Regions from separate parts of the Mus musculus genome. Here region 2 is linked to region 1. A link is a loop called in an ENCODE intact Hi-C map of the cell type or tissue named here. Cell type or tissue: heart. All regions are shown on one strand. Links, peaks and the distances in the headings refer to the core of each region. The heading gives the core; the rest is flanking DNA. Region 1 has its middle 39 kb from the start of 1700071K01Rik. Region 2 overlaps Asic2 (acid-sensing (proton-gated) ion channel 2).

Evidence for each region. Hi-C counts contacts between places; a loop is a spot of excess contacts. Peaks named below come from ENCODE experiments on the same cell type or tissue, not always from the same donor. Only the 100,000 strongest peaks of a DNase experiment are listed, where the experiment ranks them.
Region 2: it touches region 1 in a loop (18-fold over the local background); 6 of 42 quality-filtered maps call a loop at or near these places.

What each region holds. Positions count from the first base shown.
Region 1 is chr11:81,530,005-81,539,948 of GRCm38, forward strand. It overlaps a transcript of Asic2 not described here. Among named protein-coding and RNA genes, the nearest start is that of 1700071K01Rik, 39 kb to the right of the region's middle. In heart, for the core only: no CTCF peak of the experiment used is centred there; no DNase peak of the experiment used is centred there; H3K27ac peaks cover 949 bases.
Region 2 is chr11:80,901,701-80,911,644 of GRCm38, forward strand. The region is part of intron 3 of Asic2 (acid-sensing (proton-gated) ion channel 2); the gene reads right to left. Gm51909 (a long non-coding RNA gene) reads left to right here. Exons shown (of 3, transcript XR_003949743.1): 1 at 1-9,944. Among named protein-coding and RNA genes, the nearest start is that of Gm51909, 8.8 kb to the left of the region's middle. In heart, for the core only: a CTCF peak has its summit at 4,943 (motif pointing right); no DNase peak of the experiment used is centred there.

The DNA.
Region 1 (9,944 bases), core at 956-8,955:
GCTGCCTCTGTTCTTTCAGGTTCCTGAAGCTCCCCATAAAAATCATATTGTATTCTTATATTTGGCATAGTTGGGAAATTATTTAATTTTGAACTGTTTTCAGAGTTTTTTCCTACAGCCTTAAGGGCTGTCCTAAAAGTCTCAGTGTTTACTTTTTACTAAGGACATAGACACACCCTCACTTCCCAGACTCATGCTGTCTCTGAATCATGGAGTCATTAAACCTGGCAGGGAGAACCTTCCCCAATAACCTTGATTGGGAGAATATTTCCTGAAGGAGTAACATAAAGTAAAAAATATACTTTTATAGAAATAAGCCTCATGCCAAGCAACTGTCAACACTCATGGAGGGCTACACTCTATTCCAGGGACAGAAAACCATGTCACACCATCCTTCCACATGGCATGTACACACACATATACATGAACATACACATACTTATGCACACATATATATGCACACATACTTATGCACACATATATGCAGGCACACATACACACACACACACACATATATATGTATATGTACACATACATACAGCCAGAAACACTCATTATCCTATTGGAAATAGAAAGACAACAACTATAGTAATAAAGACCAGCACAAATGAGTGTCCACTTCTGTCAGTCATGCTCTCACAAGCTCAGCCCCACACCCATGATCATGTACCTACTGGATAGTAGTCATGCCATTCTAGCCTTAAAATAAGGAAAGGAGTTTTATGTGGCTAGTAGCCGTAATGGGCTGATGTTTGGGGAAGGAGACAGTTGGAGAGAGAGATTATTTAGTGTCAGATCCCCTGTCTCTGAGACTCTAGGATCCTGGGTCTTTTAGCTTGTAAGAGTATCCTGGTGACAAGCAAAGGCCAAAGCTTTGGGGAAGGTCTGTTAGCAGGAACAGCTTCTAAGTGTTATAGAATACAATCCCCTGAGCTCAAAAGCCATCTCCCTATTAGAGTAGCTGTGACTATCTGTGAGACTCAAAATCAGTTGTGTTTGCTGCTGCTGCTGTCTCACAGAGAGAGGACTGTGAGGAAGGCCCTCACCTGAGAATTCAGCTGCTACCTCCTACACCTCCCAGACAGTGGTATTTAATTCTGTCCTATAGACATGTGGCTTTTTGTGGTCTTAGAGGAGCTAGAATACAAAGACTGCAGGACTTTGTAAGGGGGACTACAACTATGCAGCTCTGGGGAGAAGTTGTTATCCATGCTGGGGTTAGAGGGCAGCTTACCTGGGGGCATGGTCACTTTGGGGTCGCCCATACTTCTTAAAGTAGCTCCTCACCCATGTCCTGTCAGGGACCCTGAGAAACTCATTGGTTCACCAAGCTGGACTTTGGCAGAGTCCTAGAGTCTTACTTTCTTTTGGTGGTGTCCCATAAGGGGGAGGAACACACACACACACACACACAGAGAGAGAGAGAGAGAGAGAGAGAGAGAGAGAGAGAGAGAGAGAGAGAGAGAGAGAGAAGAGAGGAAAGGGAGAGAGGGGGGAGAGAGGAGAGAGAGAGAGGAGAGAGAGAGGAGAGAGAGACAGACAGACAGAGAGAGAAAGAGAGAGAGAGAGAGATTTCTCAAAATACTAAGTCAAATTATCCTGCTGGGGTTGAGTTCTGGATAAGGGCCAGGTCCTGTACAACCTTCCTTTTCTTCTGGAACCAGATGACGGAACCTCCCATTCCTGCATTTCCATTCTTTAAAGCTAATGAAAGAGAAGTCAGGCTGGGGACCTTGAACTTTATTTATTGACTAATTCCAGCCTCTTTCTGTGGTCATTACCTCGGTTGCTCCCCACTTTAAATCAATTGAAATTGCACTCTTGTTGCAAATCGGAGCCACTTCAGCTCACTTTTCTTCCCTCCTGTTCAGCTAAGGGTTTGAAAAGCTAAAGGAAAAAAAAATCCCAGAATAAAAAAAAAAAAAAAAAGTATCTGGAATTCATTTCTTCACAAACGCAGAACAAATCTCCTGATTTTTAACACTTGGCAGCCATTTTTCACACACCTTGTCCCAAAGGACCAGTTCCACACACTCCATTAGTGCTGGCTGCCAACAGGGATCATTATAGACAGGCAGATTTCTCCTCCTAGTGACTGAATCAGAAAGCATCGGGCGGGCGGGTTTCTGCTTTGTCACCGCCCTTATGTCTCTGCTCCTCCCCCTCCCACCTCTTGTAACCCTCCCCCCTGCCGTACATGAGGGCAGAATTCAAAGCTGCAGATCACTTACATGGCTGCTATTTGTTTTCCACTCTCAGCTTTAAAAAAGAAAGAGTCCCCACTCAAAAAACCTTGCTAACCATTCCCAGTAGCCACTGTGAGCTTGGCCTGAAGCCTGTTCCTCTGATGAGGACGTTTTCTTTTTTTTCCTCAGTCTGCTATAGCTAAGGATGGTCATGCTCAGAGCTCACAGGCCTGGGCTAGGGCAGAGGTGTCCTCTGTATTTCGATTCTCGGTGATTCTTCCAGTGTCCAAGTACCCCAAGAGACAGCTTTTCTACTCAGCATCCCATTCCCATCCTGCTGATATCATAGAAACTATTATAGATGTCATAGAAGCTATTACAGCTTATCATGCAAGTTTTCAGTGTCTCCTTAAAGGACCCAAGAATTGCAACTAGCAGAAGTCTCTCTTTCAGCAGGGAGATGAGCTATCTGCAGAAACTCTTAGACTATCCATAGATATCTGCCATCAAACTATTTAACCACCCTGAATCTTTGTTGCTCCATCAAAAAAAAAAAAAAAAAACAGAAATAGTATCAAAAAATGATATACTTTGGGATTGGGAAGATGTCTCAGTGGGTAAAGTGCTTACCATACACATGTGAGGAACTGAATTGAGATTCCTAGTCCTCATATAAAAGTCAGGCATGTCGGAGCTTGTCTGTATCCCCAGGGCTTTGGGAAATGGAGAGAGGAGCTCTGCTCATTGCCCATATAACCTAGAGAGTTGATGGGTTCCAGGTTCAGTAAGATTCCCTGCCTCAAAAAAAAAAAAAAAAAATGTGGAGAGTGATTGAGTAAGACACATTAGCCTCTGCCCTTCAAATGCAAATGTGAGTTTACCTGTGCACACACATGCACACACACACACACAAACAACACTCATATACACACAGACATGCACAGACAACACACACACACATGAACACAGATACACAGAGACAACACACACATGCACACACACACATGAACACAGACATACACAGACACACACACATACAATACACACACATGCACACAGACACACACAGAGACAACACACACATGTACATAGACACACACAGACAATACACACACGTGCACACCAATGAAAAGGTCAATACAATCAAGTATGAAATAAACAATATCACATCTAGCATGTTGTGAGCTCTGAACACTGGCTGATGGTAGTCATGATCACTATGTTGTGAAATGTCAAGTTTGGCATTGTGGACACAGAAGAGTAGATTTGGAAAAAAACATGGCTACCTCTCAGCACTTGGTTAGAGCCTTGCATGGTCTAACAGTCTGCAGAAGGAAAAGCTGGGAGAAGGTAGAGGCAACCAAGATGGTGGCATGACTGGTGAGAGGCCCTAGGGAGAGTAGACAGGACAAGAGGCCACATCTAAGAGGAATCCAAGCCCCAGGACAAAGGACTGGGCCTTTCCTGTGGGTAAGTAAGAAAGACCTTTATCTGGCAGAAGTAGATTCCTTTAATAGTTCCCAAAATCTATAGAGTAGACTGTCTTGCTGAGCAAGGATATCTGCATGTAATTCACATAATGTAAGGCTTGAAAGGCATCCACAGAACTAGCTGATACAACTTCTTTGTTAAAGATGAGGAAACTGGTCCACAAATGAGCAATGCTCAAAGACTCTGGTAACAAATGTTTCTGGGGAGATGGAGACTATCCCTGCACTGGTGTCAGAGGCATATGTCACCAGGGAAAAGGAGAGCATCCCTGCATTGGTGACAAAGGCATATGTCACTGGGCGGACAGGGAGCATCCCTGAGCTGGTAGTGGAAGAACACATAGTGTGAACTTTTGAGGCTAAGAGTTCTATACCCTTCTCTCAGGCCCCTTCCCTCAGAGGATAGCCAAACCACCTCAATAGGGCATGTGGGTCCTGGCAATCCCCCACCTCAGGAAGGCATGTGGGTCTTGGTAGTCCTTGTTTTCAGGGCATTATGTCTTTTATGTTATTTCTATATCCAAGCCAGCCTTTCCCCAAACCTAGCTGACTGTCAGTGCTAGCTATGAAGCTATGTGAAGTTCACAGGGGAGCAAGCTCTGTCCTCAGAGCTGCAGGCTCTGCAAGTTGGGGTCAGACTTCACATCTGTGTTCTCACAGAGACACTTCAAGGATACTACATTCCAAGATGGCCTCCTTGTGTTTCTCCCACAAGGATTCCCTAAGTTCCCCACAGATACTGCAGTCACATGCTAACAGTCTTCTGTGTGACCTTCGTAGAACTAACCCCACCAGCACCTGGGCAATGTCTTCTATGGAACAGACACTAAATAAGCATTTAGTGAGTTAAGATTATCAAAGAAACGAACAAACTGTTGTGAGAGCGATGAATAATGGGACTGCTACTAGCTATCATTTTTAGTGTTTGCTCTGTGCCACAAAGGGCTAAGCATTTCTTCTGTGCCTGTCATTGAAATCTTGTATCCCTATGAGGGCAAATACAATTTTCTCCATTTTATGGAAATAGGAAATAAACTCAGAGTGATTAAATGCCTTGTCCAAGTCAAACAACTTGTAAGTTATAAAACAAATTCGGTTTTTTTTTCTTCCTTGTTTTAATAGGAGAACGAGTGGACTCACATCACCTGTCCAGAGGTCCACAGGGCTGCAATCTTGCTCTCATCTGCCCTCTGCTGGCCTTATATGGTGTAGCAGGAAGAGCACAGAAGCAAATCTGGCTTCCTTGGAGAGATCTCCAAGGAGCTGCTGCTAATAGGTGACTCACCTCTCTGAGCTTCTGTGACGTTGTTTTTAAGATGCGAACAATAATCTCTTCCAAGATAACTGCTCAGTGGCTTGGAGGAAACTGAATTAGAACAGCCTTACTCGAGCTATGTGTTTAGACAAACATAAACATCTGCCTTCTGATGTGGTAATTAATGACTTCACTCTGGTGAAGTGCTTAGGCCAGTGCCAGGCATACAGCAAGCTATCTTTCAACATTAATTAAAAGGGAGTCTTACAAGCTCCCTTTAGTACCTTGGCCACATCTATCCTAGCTTTCTTTCTGTTTGCTATTCTATGTACTCTCGGGATCCAACCATCTCTTTCCCTTGAGGCTGTGTTAGAGGCATGGGCAGCCATGCCTGTCTTTTTTTCTTGGATGCTTAGGTCTTCATTCTTGCAAAGCAGCACTCTCCCACTGAGCTGCCTCCCCAGCCCTAAGCATAGATTTCCTGATGATCTTTTCTGGACCAGGCACTGAAGACCTGGGATGTGGCTGTGAATTGTCACAGCCTGTACTCACAGAGATAACCTTTATCTTGTAAGACAGATACCTGTGACAAACAGAGGAGTAGGGCGGCTTGGGAAGGGCAGCTGTAGGGTTCCAGATAAAGAGCAATGCAAAGCTGGTGGCAGAGGAAGGCGCCTGCATAAGATAGTGAGACCCAGGAAGGCTTCCTGGGTAGACGTTTGTGGCAGACTGTGAAAATAGGAAAAAATAATCCAGGTAAAGGGCAAAGAGAAGAGCCTTTGGCTAAGAGGATCAATAAGTGCAAAGGTGCCAAGACAGAGGGGGACTAGCATGTTTGAGGCATGGCAAGAGTACCACAATTGATGGAGCACCATGACACACGGAGTCAGGGACAAAGCTGAAAAGAGGGAAGCAGGAAGGGACCTTCCAGGCTGTAGAGAGGAGCATGGGTTTTAGTTTTCTGTAATAACCTGGGAAGATTTGTATTTTTTATGGCATTTTACAATCATAGGAATGGAGGTTAACACATGATAGAGGGACACACTGGAGGTGGGGAGGGTTATTCTGATGGTCAGAAGTGGGAGAACCTAATGAATGGGATTACCCATTTGCTTCACTTGAATGGCAGAGTCTGGCCAGAGCATGTTAGGGACCTTGCAGTTGGGAGTGCTCCATTCCCATCTGAGCTCTCTCCTATTTCTCTGGCAAGGCTGGAAGAGGCTCATAGAAGAGGAAAACAATATCAACATGACCACAATCTCTGGGCCACAATGGCTGGATGCTGGGATGCTGGGCAGTCTCTATAGTCCTTCCTGGTTCCCCCAAGTGCTGAGATGAAAGGAACTGGTTCCTGCTGACAGACCCTTTTACACCCATAATTCCTCCAGGGCTACTAACGTGCCCCCTCTCCCCCCAGTGTTTCTACACAGCAGACAGTCTGCCCTCTGTGTTGCTGTTGAGGAGGGCCTCTGTACACAGTGACTGAATCTTCTACTGAGAGAAACAGAGGCATCTCACCATTTCCCTACAGGCTCCTTGAGTTTACAGGACCTCATTGCCACTCAGTCATGGTTCATTTGCCCAGAAACCTGTGAAGGCTGAGCTCCAGCCAGCCTGAGTCACCAGATTCTCCATCTGCATTAACCATTCATTTACTGTAGATGTGTATTTACTTTGGATGCATTTCCCCTTCTAAATATACAGTTGCTCTTGTATCTAATTGCATGACTTTAAAATAAAGAGGAGGAAGAAGAGGAAGAGGAAGAGGAAGAAGAGGAGGAGGAACAGGAGGAGGAAGAGGAGGAGGAGGCTTCCACAAAATTAGGTTGCTCTCTGCCATCTGTCAAGAATGAGCCAATAACTTAGAAAGTGCAGTCCTTCCAGCCCCTCCTTAGGAATCAATGGCAGAGGGTACGGGATGGTCAGGATAAGTCGCGCACGCACTTGACCTTGTTAGAGCAACCTACTTTTGGACAGGTATCCACCTATCCATCCTTTCCACTGACACTCATACTTTGGGGAAAAGTGCCTCATTTTCCGGACTGGAGCAACCCCTGGCTGGGCTACAGTCACCCTACTCTTCCTATCAAAAACTGCTTGAAGACCAAGTTTCCCAAGCTCAACATGTGTCCATTTGGCCTGTAATTCTTGGTCAAGGAGTCTGGGGTGTACTCAGCAGAATCTTTAGCTGCATTCCTGGCCTGTACCCACTGGATGCTTGTGGTAGCCCACTAAAGTGTGACAATCAAAAAGATGGCCAGCAAAATCACCACCAACATAAACTGGTGAACACTGGTTTAAGGTCACTCCATTCTGGCCCCTGAAAGATGGTCCACAGGCTCTTCCTCATGCATTTCAAAGACTCTTTCCTTTCACTTTTTAGTGATATCCCGAGGTGCTTACAACAGTAAAGGAGACTCTGCAGGGCTGGGGTTCTGGTCTGTGTCTCAGCATCTGAATATTCCTGAGAGGTAGCCTCTTGCTTCCCCATTTGCCTGCCTCTCATCGTTCTACAAAGCTCTGTTCAACTGTCTCCTCCTGCAGAGATCATCTGTGGTCACCTCTGTATGCTGTCCCTATGTCCTGTGCATGTGCTAACAGGTCCACTTACCATAAGGCTAGAACGCCTAATCCACCCCCTCTCCGTCCGTAGTTGGCCCTTAAGAGCCTTGAGAGTAGGGACGTGACATGACTTAGGCTGGCATGGCCAGTGTCAGCCCAGCGGCTGGAACTTTGTTGAGCTCCAGCGAGTGATTCAGACCTAGTTAATGTTCTGGCCTTCCCTTTCTCACTTGTGAAAGGTGACCTTGGTACAGCACCAGGATCCCAAGTCAGAAACCAGCTCTTCAGGCAGCAACTTCGGAGACAGCTTTTCTAATCGAGGAGTCAGGAGAGCAGAGGGTATCAAGTTCAGTTGTCCATTTCCAGTTCTCCCCGCACTTGAGAGACCTGCACATAGCCTCTAGGAGTGACGTTAAATAGATTAATTAAAAAAAAAACAATAACAGTGGAAGAATTTTCATTTTTAGTCCCGATAGTTCGGAGAAGTTAATCTGGTGCATTTGCTCCTGGCTTAATGCCAGGGCCAAATTAGATTTATGAATTTAGCATGATTGCAAGTTAACAGATAATTCCATGTTCTGCAGAGCCAGTGCAAGCCTTTAATGTTTAATCAAGGAGTGGAATTAGGAGTTAAGTATGCCTTGCTGCAGAAATGGGGGAAAAAAGCATAAAATAAGAAATACCCCTAAGTCTTCCAATCACGGCCAACTTCCAGCCTGTTTAGCCTGCCAAGACAGTTCTCGGTGGCTATCACTGTGGGAAATGGCGCTTTCCATCACCAGGGGATGAGGGCCTCATCTCAGCATGGGCTAAGGAAACCTTATGTATAGTTATCATCCTTATTCCACAGCCTGGAAGAAACCACTTGGTAAGGAAGGGCTTATTTTGGTTCATTGTTACAGGCTATAGCAGTCTGTTATGGTAGAGAAGGCAGGGTACCTGGTAGCCTAGGCTGTGCACAGGAGCCTGGGCACATCTTAGTCACTTCTTAATTGATCAGGAAGTAAGGAATGGGACCAGGAGTGGCTATTACTTTCACAGAGCCTGCCCTTAGCAACAGCACTCTGCCAGGTAGGTCAGAGTCCTAAGAGTCCACAACCTCCCCAAAACAGCATCTTGACCTGGGGACCAAGGTTTCAAACACTGAGCGGGAACACGTGAGCCTGGGAGGGACATTGCAAGCGAGAGCCTTTTATAAGTCCATGGAAACCAACATCTGCTATTGTGTCAGGCCATAATAAGATCCACAAAGTCATTAGCTCACTGGGTGGTGGTAACATGTGTCACATGCTAAGTGGCTTAAGTCAAGAAGATGAACTGTCTCACAACAATGGAGGCTCAACGTTGCAGATCAAGAAGACATTAGTGGGGCTGGAGAGATGTCAAGATCACATATTGCTTTTAAAGAGGACCAAGGTTCAGTTCCCAGTACCCACATGGAAACTCACAATCATCTGAAACTACAATTCCAGGGACTATGTCTAACATTCTCTTCTGACCTCCATGGGCACCCATACAGTGCACACACATACACACACACAGGTAAAACCCACAGATACATGAAGTAAAAATAAATATACCTAGAAAAAATACACTTAAAACTGCACTGGGAAGAAGCTTACAGGTTTCACTGTTACCTTCTGGAAGTTTCTTAGCTTAAGGCAGCATAACCACTCTCAAAGAGGTGGTCTTCATATATTGTATCTCTGTATCCAAACTCCCACCCATCTATAAGGATATAGTCATGTTGGGGTCAACTGACTTCCCCAGGACTTCAGTTTTACTAATTACATATGCAATGTTCCAGGGTTTTCAAATAAGGTCACATTCTGGGCTAACAGCAGTTAGGACCTCAGCATGTGGATTTGGCAGGAGAGGAGGCATACAAATCACTCTCCAGCCATTGGCCCCATCCTCGATCTATTCAGATGACATCATATGCAACCTGCTCCGACATCACCCAGCCAGCTCATATTTAGAGCATTTCTGCTACTTTTCCTCCACACTCACTTTGCATTTTGACCTCTAGGATCTGCTGAAAAGTATTCTAGGCTTGAGTCTAGAGCACATTGCATGGCTTGGTATTTTCAAAAGCCAAACTCTTCCTTCAAAGCAGGAATGTCAGTAAACTGTCAATGTGCAGGGCAGCCCGCCCTGTGCTCTGGGAACTCCACTCCTACTCCCACTCCCACCCCCCACCCCTCACTCCCTCCACTCCCACCCCACCTTCTACAGCTCCTTAACCTCTCTGTCTGGAAGCTCCTCTTTCTTGTGGCTCACTTCACAATGAGCTTCTTCTGGTCAAAAGAATGCTTTACACGGTGTTCAGAGGGTTCCATAGCTAGAAACCACAGTTCTTCATCACAGAACATCCCGAGATGTTGATTCTTGAAGCTAACATGAATATAATAAATGTATAATTGTCTCCAAGTTGATCATTATCTTTGCTAG
Region 2 (9,944 bases), core at 761-8,760, 630 kb before region 1:
CAATATCATTTCTTGGTGTGATTTTCTTTGTATTTTTATTGTCTGGGTTGCTGAAGATCATGGATCTGTGAAATGATGCTTTTGAACGAATTTAGAAAAAGACAAATCAATATTTCTTTAATTATTTTCCTTCTTTCTTCTCTGGAATGCCAATTTTATATATGGTGCAATCTCTTTCTATATAGTTTGTATGGGCTCAATATATTGTCAAGGGAGCCCTGTTTATTTTTAATCAGTTTTTTTTTTTTTGTATTTCACTTGAACAATTTCTGGTGTGTGTGTGTGTGTGGGGGGCATGGCTATGGGTGTGCAAGTGTTTGTTTGTGTGCGCATGTGGCAGCCAGAGGTTGTCAGTGGCTGTCTCTCTCAATTACTCTTCCCCTTAGTTTTAAAAACAGAGTCTCTCACAGGACTTGAAGCTCAGAGGTTAGAGTAGGCTGGCTATTCAGTGAACTTCAGGGATCTACCAGTCTCTATCTCCCCAACACTGAGATTTCAAGTTTGCATTGCTATCCTGGATTTTTACATGGATGCTGGAGATTCAAACTCATGGCTTTTATGTTTGCATGTGACACACTTTCTGAGCCCTATTCTGAACTCCTACCACTTGAATCACTTCTCTCAACTGTCTCTGAGTGTGATGGTCCTTTCCCTGTTGTGTGTCAAACCTTCTATTGATCCCACACAACAAGGTATATGTGCCAGACACTTCATTTATCAGTTCTAAAATATCCATTTGGTTTCTTTAAAGACATTTCCAAATCTTGCCTGAGAAAACAAAATCTGTCATTATTTACATTCTTTTCAGCAAAATTACTTAACAGGTTCAATGTTATTATAAACTTACTGCCTTCTAACACTGCGGGTAGATGTAGATCTGTTGGTTTCTGATTATTTTCATGGTTTTCTCTTTGTGTGTCATCTAGTAATTTGCACACTAGACATTGTGGGTAGATTGCTTTAGAGACTCAGGATAGCTTATCTTCCTCTAGTGTGGATCAGGGTTCTAGGCGCAGTTAAATTTATAGAGAAGCACTTTGGTTTTGTGGCAGTAAGGGTGGATATATTTTAGTTTGGCTTACAGTCCTGGGCTATGAGCTAACTCCCAAAGAATGACACTTCTGTGGCTTCGGTGGGAAGCCCAGGTTGTTTATGGCTCGTTCCTCCCAGGCAGTGGCAGCTGCTGCGATGGTTGCTCCACTCTCTCCGCTATTGTTTTCTTCCCATCACTCCTGTGCTCTGTATTCATTCACATGACATTGAAAATTCAGCCTAGGATTTGAGGAACACGTACATAAAAACCTAGGGCTGACTCTCGAAGTCCTTTCTTCAGACTTTCCCTTCCTGTTTCCAGCCTTTTTGGCAACCCTGAATTCTGGTTTCTGGCTCATTAACTCGATGCTTGCTGGTCTCTAATTGAACTCCAGCCTCAATATTCTTTTAGAACTTTGAGGTGTCCACGTGGGAGACGGGTCAGGTAAATATGTGCCTGTTTCACCAAGTGTGACTTCAAGGCTGTACACTCCCCAGCCGCTGGCTGCTTTGCTTTCTCTGTGGCATACTCAGACACCGACTATAAAATCTTGTATCTAGACTTCGTGAGAGCTGTTTCCAGGAGGGCTGGATGGTTATTAGCTGCTCAGCACTACTGGGAACTTAAACTCTCGATGCCTATTTAATATAATATTCACAGGCCTCTCTTGATGCAGGCATTCCTGTTTTTATTTTATTTATGGGGAAAAAAGTTTCAGAAAAAGGTTAAATGCATTGTATGGGATCGCGCTTCAGTGAGGGCTGGAGCCAGCAGGTGGTTCCAGGAATTTCCGGTGCCAACCTTAAGTTTGTCCCTGCCTCACAACCCCTGTATCTAGAAAGGATCAAATAGAAAGAACCAGAAGCCGGCCTTGGAGGACCTCCAGGTCTCCTCCCCTTCTTTCCCATCTTCCTCTTCGGCATCTGTGAACAGGCCTCACTTCTACACGAGCTTCCCGGTGCTCCTGGAGGGGCCGCTGCTTCCCTCTGGACCTTATTGGAGAACATTTGAGGGTCGATCACCTCTAAGCAGAAGGCCAGGATTCCAGAATTTAGGATGCATTACATAGCCATGTTGCTCAAGATCGGTTTCTAAAAGCAGCGAATGGGATTTGGGAAGCGATGCATGAAGTCCTTTGGCAGAGGCTGGGGATCCAAGATGATGTGAGTTAATTTTGTGATAGTAATGGGGGAATTTTTTTGTCTTTTAATTCTTTCGCTGTCTCTCCTTGTGAATGTATATGTGTATGTGCATATTTGTGGTATGTATTAGGTGTGTGTAAATATTCATGTGTGTGGCTACATGTATGGGTGTGCACTTGCATATGTACAAGTGCCTGCAGAAACCAGATGGTTTCCTGAGGAACCACCTGACTTGTTTTTTGAGATAAGATCTCACACTGCGACCTGTGACTTGATTATTCTCCTAAACTTGCTAGTGAGCAAACTCTAAGGCTTGCTTGTCTTGTCTTTATCTACTGGAAGTGGGATTACAGGAGCCTACCACAGAGCCTGGCATTTTTTTTTTAAATGTAGGTTCTGAGGATTGAACTCAGATCTTCATGCTTGCCTGGCAAGCACTTAACTGCCCAAGCTACGTTCCCAGCCCCTTGACTTAGTTTTCTTCTACTAAGATATGTCATCAATGCCTGGTGGTGGTGGCGCACACCTTTCCTCCCAGCATTTGGGAGGCAGAGGCAGAGAGACAGAGGCAGAGAGACAGAGGCAGGGAGACAGAGGCAGGGAGACAGAGGCAGAGAGGCAGAGGCAGAGGCAGAGGCAGAGGCAGAGGCAGAGGCAGAGGCAGAGGCAGAGGCAGAGGCAGAGGCAGAGGCAGAGGCAGAGGCAGAGGCAGAGGCAGAGGCAGAGGCAGAGGCAGAGGCAGAGGCAGAGGTAGAGGCAGAGAGGCAGAGGCAGGTGGATCTCTGTGAGTCTGAGACCTGCCTGGTTTACAGAGCTAGTTCCAGGACAGCTAGGGCTACACAGAGAAACCCTGTCTCAGGGGGGAAAAAAGATGAGTCATCAAAATGGGTGACAGGTGGTGTAGCCTGATAGAGCTCTTTCAATAGCTCAACTTTGGTCCAGGCCAGCTGCTTCCATGTTTGTCCCTCCCAGAGGTTTTGATTCAGAGCCTGGCTGCTCTGCTGTGGCTGCCTTGTCCTTTGCTCCATAAGCATCGCTGAAGCCTCATACACACAGCAGCAGCTGGGCAACCATAGCGCACACAGCAACGGCTCTCGCTTACCAATGAGTGTCTGCAAGTGGGTTGGAGTATTTGTTTATCTGAGGCAAGTGGAGCCTCAAGGGACCCTGAAGCACTGTCTTCAGCTATCTGAAGGACTGTCTCAGGGAAGAAGAATTAGGTTTGTTTTCTGACATCCCAAGGGAAAGACAGACACAGGAGTAGTTGTCATAAGGGAGGCAGAGATGAAGATAACATTTCTTGATGTTATAGGCACTGTGGCGGGCATGCTAAATGCACTACCTTATTTAATCCTAAAGAGGGATTGTTCTCAACACAAAGAGAGCTTTCTAATCCACCAGTATAATTGTAATGACATTATCCTTATACTCTTGGGAGTGAATCCTCATTGGCTGGGCTTGGAGGAGAGAGATTCAGGTATTGGCTGTGCCTTCGGACGAGATAACCTCTAAAGTCTTTTCAGACCATCAGTTGGAACTCTAGAATGACACAGCAGAATGACCTAAACCCTGCTCTCAACTCCACTGTGTCATGGGCTGCGGTGGCCTCGGGTGTTCTATGGTGTCTTCACTCCCACCCCTCAAGCCCAGATATAAGTCTTCTCATCTGACTTGATAGATTCGGTGCTTCCTGGTCACGGCTATGCTCATTCACATCACATACAGTCCCCCATCCGTTCCTCCGTCCTTACTCTCCACCCACGTCCCTTTCTTTCAGCAAGGTCTCAGGCATCCCAGGCTGGCCTCAGGCTCACGGAGGCTAAGGAGGATGTTGAGGATCGGATCCTTCTGCCTCCACTTGCCAAGTGCTAGGATTTGTACCACCACACACCGTTTTAGGTGGTGCTGGGGATCGAACCCTGGACTTCATAATGCAGGGCAAGCACTTTACCAATCGTGCCATATCTCCAGCTTTAACTCTGTTTTCTTTTCTTTTCTTTTCTTTTCTTTTCTTTTCTTTTCTTTTCTTTTCTTTTCTTTTCTTTTCTTTTTTTTTCTGGTTCTCTTTACCATTTGAGTTTATGGGCCAGAGAAGCTCTGCCTTTCTGGCTAGGAGTTAGGGAGATCGCTTAGTGCTTGCTTTGCAAACATAAGGACTTGAGTGCAAAGCTCACATAGGAAGCTGAGTGTGGCTGTGTGTACCTGTAACTCCAGCACCAGGGGAGTGTGACAAGTAGATCCTGGGAGCTCTCTCTCTCTCTCCCTCCCTCCCTCCCTCCCTCCCTCCCTCCCTCCCTCCCTCCCTCCCTCTCTCTCTCTCTCTCTCTCTCTCTCTCTCTCTCTCTCGTCTATTCACACATGTGAGTTAGAAGGTCACTCGCTCGATCCTGAGGTCAGGTTCTAGGAGAGAGAGCTAGAGAGCTAGGATCACGAATGGTAGAGTTCATGATTATAACAGACGGTGGATGAGCCAGTCAGGAAGAGAGGAGAAACACCAGGATTGAGCCTTGAACCTTGCATTTCCTGACAACCCTGTATCACAGAGCTGGTGATAACTGGCTTAAATTTGTGAGCAAATCAAAGGAAGGTCTGTATTCTCTTTCCCTCGCCCTACACTGCTTGAGGGTCTTTCCACAGGCTTTTCATTTTATATAACGAAGTTTATATAAAGGAAATGACTGCCCCCTCCTCTGTCTGGTGTCATCCCTGTGTACTTCAACCTCTAAAGGGTTCAGACAGTCCCAGACCTAAGGTCTGAGACTTACCAGCAGGTGGCACTACAGCCCGATGTGCTCTTTTGGAGTTCCAGCTGTCCTTAGTGGCTCAAGCTTGTATCTTAGGCCCTGGTCCATCTTTCGGGACCTATCCCTGTTGTATCTGCAGCCCACTGTCTGAGGCTCCAAGTTAGAAGGAGATATTGAGAGGATGCTGGAAGAACTTTGGGCTTGGGAGGAGAGGAAAGGAGAGTGAGACAGGGAGGCCTACCTGGCATACCTGATGGCTACCCAACACCTACCCAACCCTTCTATCAACTTTTTAACTTTCTGCTTCAGGGAGTGGACATGTTGCTCTCTTGAATGGTATCCCTCTAGGTCCTGGAAAACACATCCAGAGTCCATGGCAAGGCTAAGCCCTTAGTCTTGTTCTAGCCTGGCTTCTGATCTCTTCCCCTCATGTTGTGGAGTCCTGGCCTTGTTACGAGGTATACTCTGTGGTTCAGACTAAGCAGGAGTTGACTCAGGCACTGTTGAACTACTGAGTTGGGGGAACTTGAACATGCGACTTGGCCTTTCTGATGTGTCATGCAAGCATGAGCTCCGATCTTGAACCCCTCAGAGTAATGCCGAAAGATTAACCTTGATAAGGGCATATCTGTGTAACCCAGTTGTGACCCTCAGATGATATCTCTCCAGTCCGCTTGACATCACAACGGTATTCTTTGCTGTGAGCAAAGAATTGGGTAGAAAGAATACAAGGGAGGAAGGGTTATGTTAGCTCACACTTTCAGAGGCTGACAGCCTATGACGACAGGGAAGACCTGGTAGAGTGGCTTGGTTCATAGAGGCAGGAGCTAGAGGAAGCTGCTTATTATTGCACGATGCTAAGCAGGAGGCAGGAATCAAGCCAGAAGAAGGGCCAAGCTATACCTCAAGCTACACTCCCCAGTGGCCTCTGTCCAGCAGCAAGGTCTCAGAGGGTCCATAATTTCCCTAAACAGCACCGCCATTTGGAGACCAAGCTTTAACACACATGAGCCTATGGGGACAGTTCCCACTCAAACCATAATAAAGAACTTGTATAAAATGCAGCTGGTGGTTAAATTCTGCAGAAAGCCCACTGGCACAAGATCATGGGACCCAGGGAAGATGTGCGGGTGAGCTGGGACAGGCTCTCTTGTCTCTTCACCTCACCTCATCTTGTCCCGTCTCCTCTCCTTTTCTGCTGCCTCCTTGATCGCAGCTCAGGTGCCTTCCGACTTTCTCCAGAAGCAGCATCAGGATATTCCTAGGCACCGCCATCCTCCTCTAAAGTCCTGGCCTGCGGCCACATCCTCTCTCACAGAGTCTCACCTCACCACGGTGTTTTCCTAGGGGAAAGGCAGCTCTCTCCTGAAGAGGAGTTCTCAAGGCAGGATGTTAAGGTTTTTCTGCCTGGTTGCATAACAAGATGGAACATCCCCAAGAGTGCCTGATGCATAATGGATGTTGAAGAAGTCAAAATCATAGTCTCCATGGGTGTCCTTATCACCATCCTGTGTCCCTGACTCAGGGGAGGCCTCATGGGACACAGGCAGTGGAACTGACAGGCCACCTGGCTTTGCTCTGCTATCAGCGACTCAGAAATGCAATCTGAGGCTTGCTTTGCACGTATGAAGATGCCGGTTTGATCCCTAGGATTCATGTCTTAAAAAAACCAACCAAACGAAAAAACTCAACTGAGTGTGTTCTCATGTGATTGTGGAGATGGACAGACAGGCGCATTTGAGTGTATAACTGCACACATATGAGCATACACAGATACACAAACACATATTGGTAAACTGTAAACTGTAGCACACCCTTATTTTGTTTGGCTTCTGGGGTCTTCTATCTGCAGCCCTATCTGCTTGGTTTTGGACCACGTTGCCAAGACTGTATCAGCAATGAGATGCACTGGCTGAGATTGAGAGGAGAGAGTTGCTGAGCCAACATGGCAGTCCCTCAGAGCCTTACTTATAAAATCCAGCTTCTTCAAAGCCGTCTGTAAATCAGGGTGCAGGGCCAGCCAGGGCCCAGGGTACTGAGTGGGCGGGTTGCTCTCAGTCTACTTGCCTGCTTTAATATTTGGCTTAGAGTGGGTTTTCTTCCTTCTTTCTGTCTGGAGAACTAGATCAGGACAAGACCAGCGTGACCCTGGCTCAGAGCCAGCAGCAAGCCTTCATACCCCAGGGGGAAAAATTGCCTTAGGTGCCAAAGGGGAAATTCCCTCTCTGTCATGTCTCTTAGAGAATGCAGTCAAAGGGGTGCTCAGCTCCTCAGCAAAGCTCCCACCAAGGAGGAGTTGCTCAGTCAAGGTGACATGGCCTCTTCAAGGATGCAGGAGGTGGGGGTTAGGGTGTAGTCCAGGCAGTTTCTCATCAGGAGCCTCAGGCCAGTGGTTCATCTTGACTGGACAAGTGCGTCGTCCACCCCCAAAATATTTCAGGTCCCAGAGCCTACAGAGATGAATGAAGTGGGGTGCTCACACTCAAGAGGCTTCCGTACCCCTGAAGTCCTATTATTATTACCTTGAGGCACGTGCCATTTCTCTTTCCCATTCTCTAGACAGCAAAGCTGAGGGTTAGCAGGGAGGATACAGTGCTCTGGTCTCCATGGGTCTGTACTGTGGCAGGCTTAGGACTGGACCACATTTGGGTCTTTGACTAGTCTATAGTTAGGTTTCCTCGTGTGACCTTGAATGTGGCATTCAAACTCTGTCCTATCACTAAGGGGTCTTGTGCATTGAGGAGACCCAGGTTCTAGAACCTGAGCTTCTCCTGCTTTTAGCCATGCCTTGTGAATCCTTCCCCTACTTTCTAAAACATGTGCACACTTCCATCTTGCCCACCCAGGAGGAGGAGAAATCAGAGCCTGCTTTTTGAGCTGTAATTTTGAGTTTGATGTTTTTATTGCATCCTGCCGAGTGATTTAAGTGTGTTCGCAAATGATTATACTGTGCTCCTTTTTAAACAATTCTAAAATCAAATAAAACACTAGAATCAAGTCCACCAATCAGCTGGTAACACAGGCATCTGAGGGGTCTCAGGGGACACATGTCCTTTCAGGCAGCCAGAAGGGAGGAGGCACAGTCTTAACGCCTCTGCCCTGTTGCACTGAAAGTTCATCCCACAAGGTCAGAGCATGGAGGATGGGCTCAGGACCAAGCTATAGTTGCTGTTAAGAGATGGGGCAATAGAATCTCTCAGTTGGTCTGTACCTATTATATGCCTGGTTTTGAGGTCATCGCTTTAAAACCTCTCAACGATTTGGTGTGAAGTTCTACTGCCCAAATGTCCACCTGTCGGCTAACGGGCATTGGAAGTATAGCTGGCATTTGAGTTCTTGCTCAGGCCAGGTACAGTTCAAAGCATTTTTATGGTGTAGACTTACTGAATCCCCATACTTGCCATATGGGTTGATGCTTTAGTGATCTCTGTTGAATCTGTCTAGATTGGTCCACAGAGGGGAAGCAACTCTGTTCGCATGGCTAGCGGGTGGCAGAGAAGGGATTAAAACCCAGATGTCTGTCCTTCTCAAAGGCTACCTTCCAAGGACTGTGTATTCTAATATACCACACAGGGTGGGGTCCACACGGAACCGAGGTCATTACCATGTGGATAGATGTAGGCTGATGCAAAAGTTTAAAGGATGGCAACAGAGGCTCTTCAGACCACCTCCTTCCCAATATGGAAAATATTGAATGGTTTACTTTTATAACAATCCTGCCAGCAAATGTCTGTTTTCCCCACTTCACAAAGGAGCAAGCTTCAGTATTAGTTTATCTAATACCAAACTGCTGAGATGTAGCAGGGGTGGGATTTGAACTAGGGTCTACCTGACTGCAGTGTCAGGACCCATCTAAATCCAGGCTCTGCTGCTGACCCACTGTTCTCGCTAGAGGCTTCACCTGAAGCACATGGGCTCAGCCAAGACAACCTTAAGGTGCAGTGTAGAGCAGATGATGCCCTAGAAGGCACACCACGTGACTGTGCCCTTTCCCTTCATCCTGGGTGTATGACAGGCTTTACCAGTCAATCAAAGATGCCCCGCCCCCCAAGACTTGTCTAACTACCGCCACTTAACTGAAATTGGAATTGAGAGGAAGCATTCCACGCTGAGAGGCTTCAAATGCAAACCACACATGGCTAAATATTCTCAGGGAATGGGCAAAGCTTATTATGCACTATAGAAACACAGAGTGAGCTCCCCTTCCCTGTAAGAGCAGTGGCTGGATTTGCTCTCTTAAGCAAGAGTATACCCAATTAGTGTTTGGACCAATGGGACCACAAGGGGATTTCACTCAGAAGTCAGCCACTCCCTGCCCGCGTTTTGAAGTTGCCAGTGCTGTTTGCTGTGCCTGCTGCCAGGGACTCAGAAGCAGCAGTGGCTGATGTAGCACTTTACCAGGCAGCAAAGATCAATTTCAAAAGTGAGTTATCCGTGATTTGTGACAAATAATAAAAACCATAAGTTCGTATCCATTGCAAACCGCCTGTGAGTGGAAGAGGATGTGACAAGAACAGAAAATGTAAATTGGCTCTGCAGAAGAAGAATGTTGCTGTGTTTTTGAAAGATGGCAATGCATCTTGCTCAAATGTAACTTTTCACTTCGGGGCGCGCTAGCTCTACTCGGTGGCAAATGAGAATGTTTGTAGATATGATGTCATGGCTACAGAAACAGCTCTGCAGTTTTATTTTCATCTATCTATCTGTCCAACCATCTACCATCTGCCCACCTGTTAATCTCTTTAGTATCTATCCATCCATCCATCCATCCATCCACCCACCCACGCATCAATTCTTCCAATATCATCCATCCATTTATCTACCCTCCAATATGCATCTATCCATCTATCAAGTTCATTCATCCACCTAAGCAACCATCCATCCATTCATTTATAATCCATCCATCCCTTTATAATCTATCCATTCAACCAACCATCTATCCATCTATAATCCATCCATCTATCCATCCATCCATCCATCCATCCATCCATCCATCATCCATCCATCCATCCATTCATCCATCAT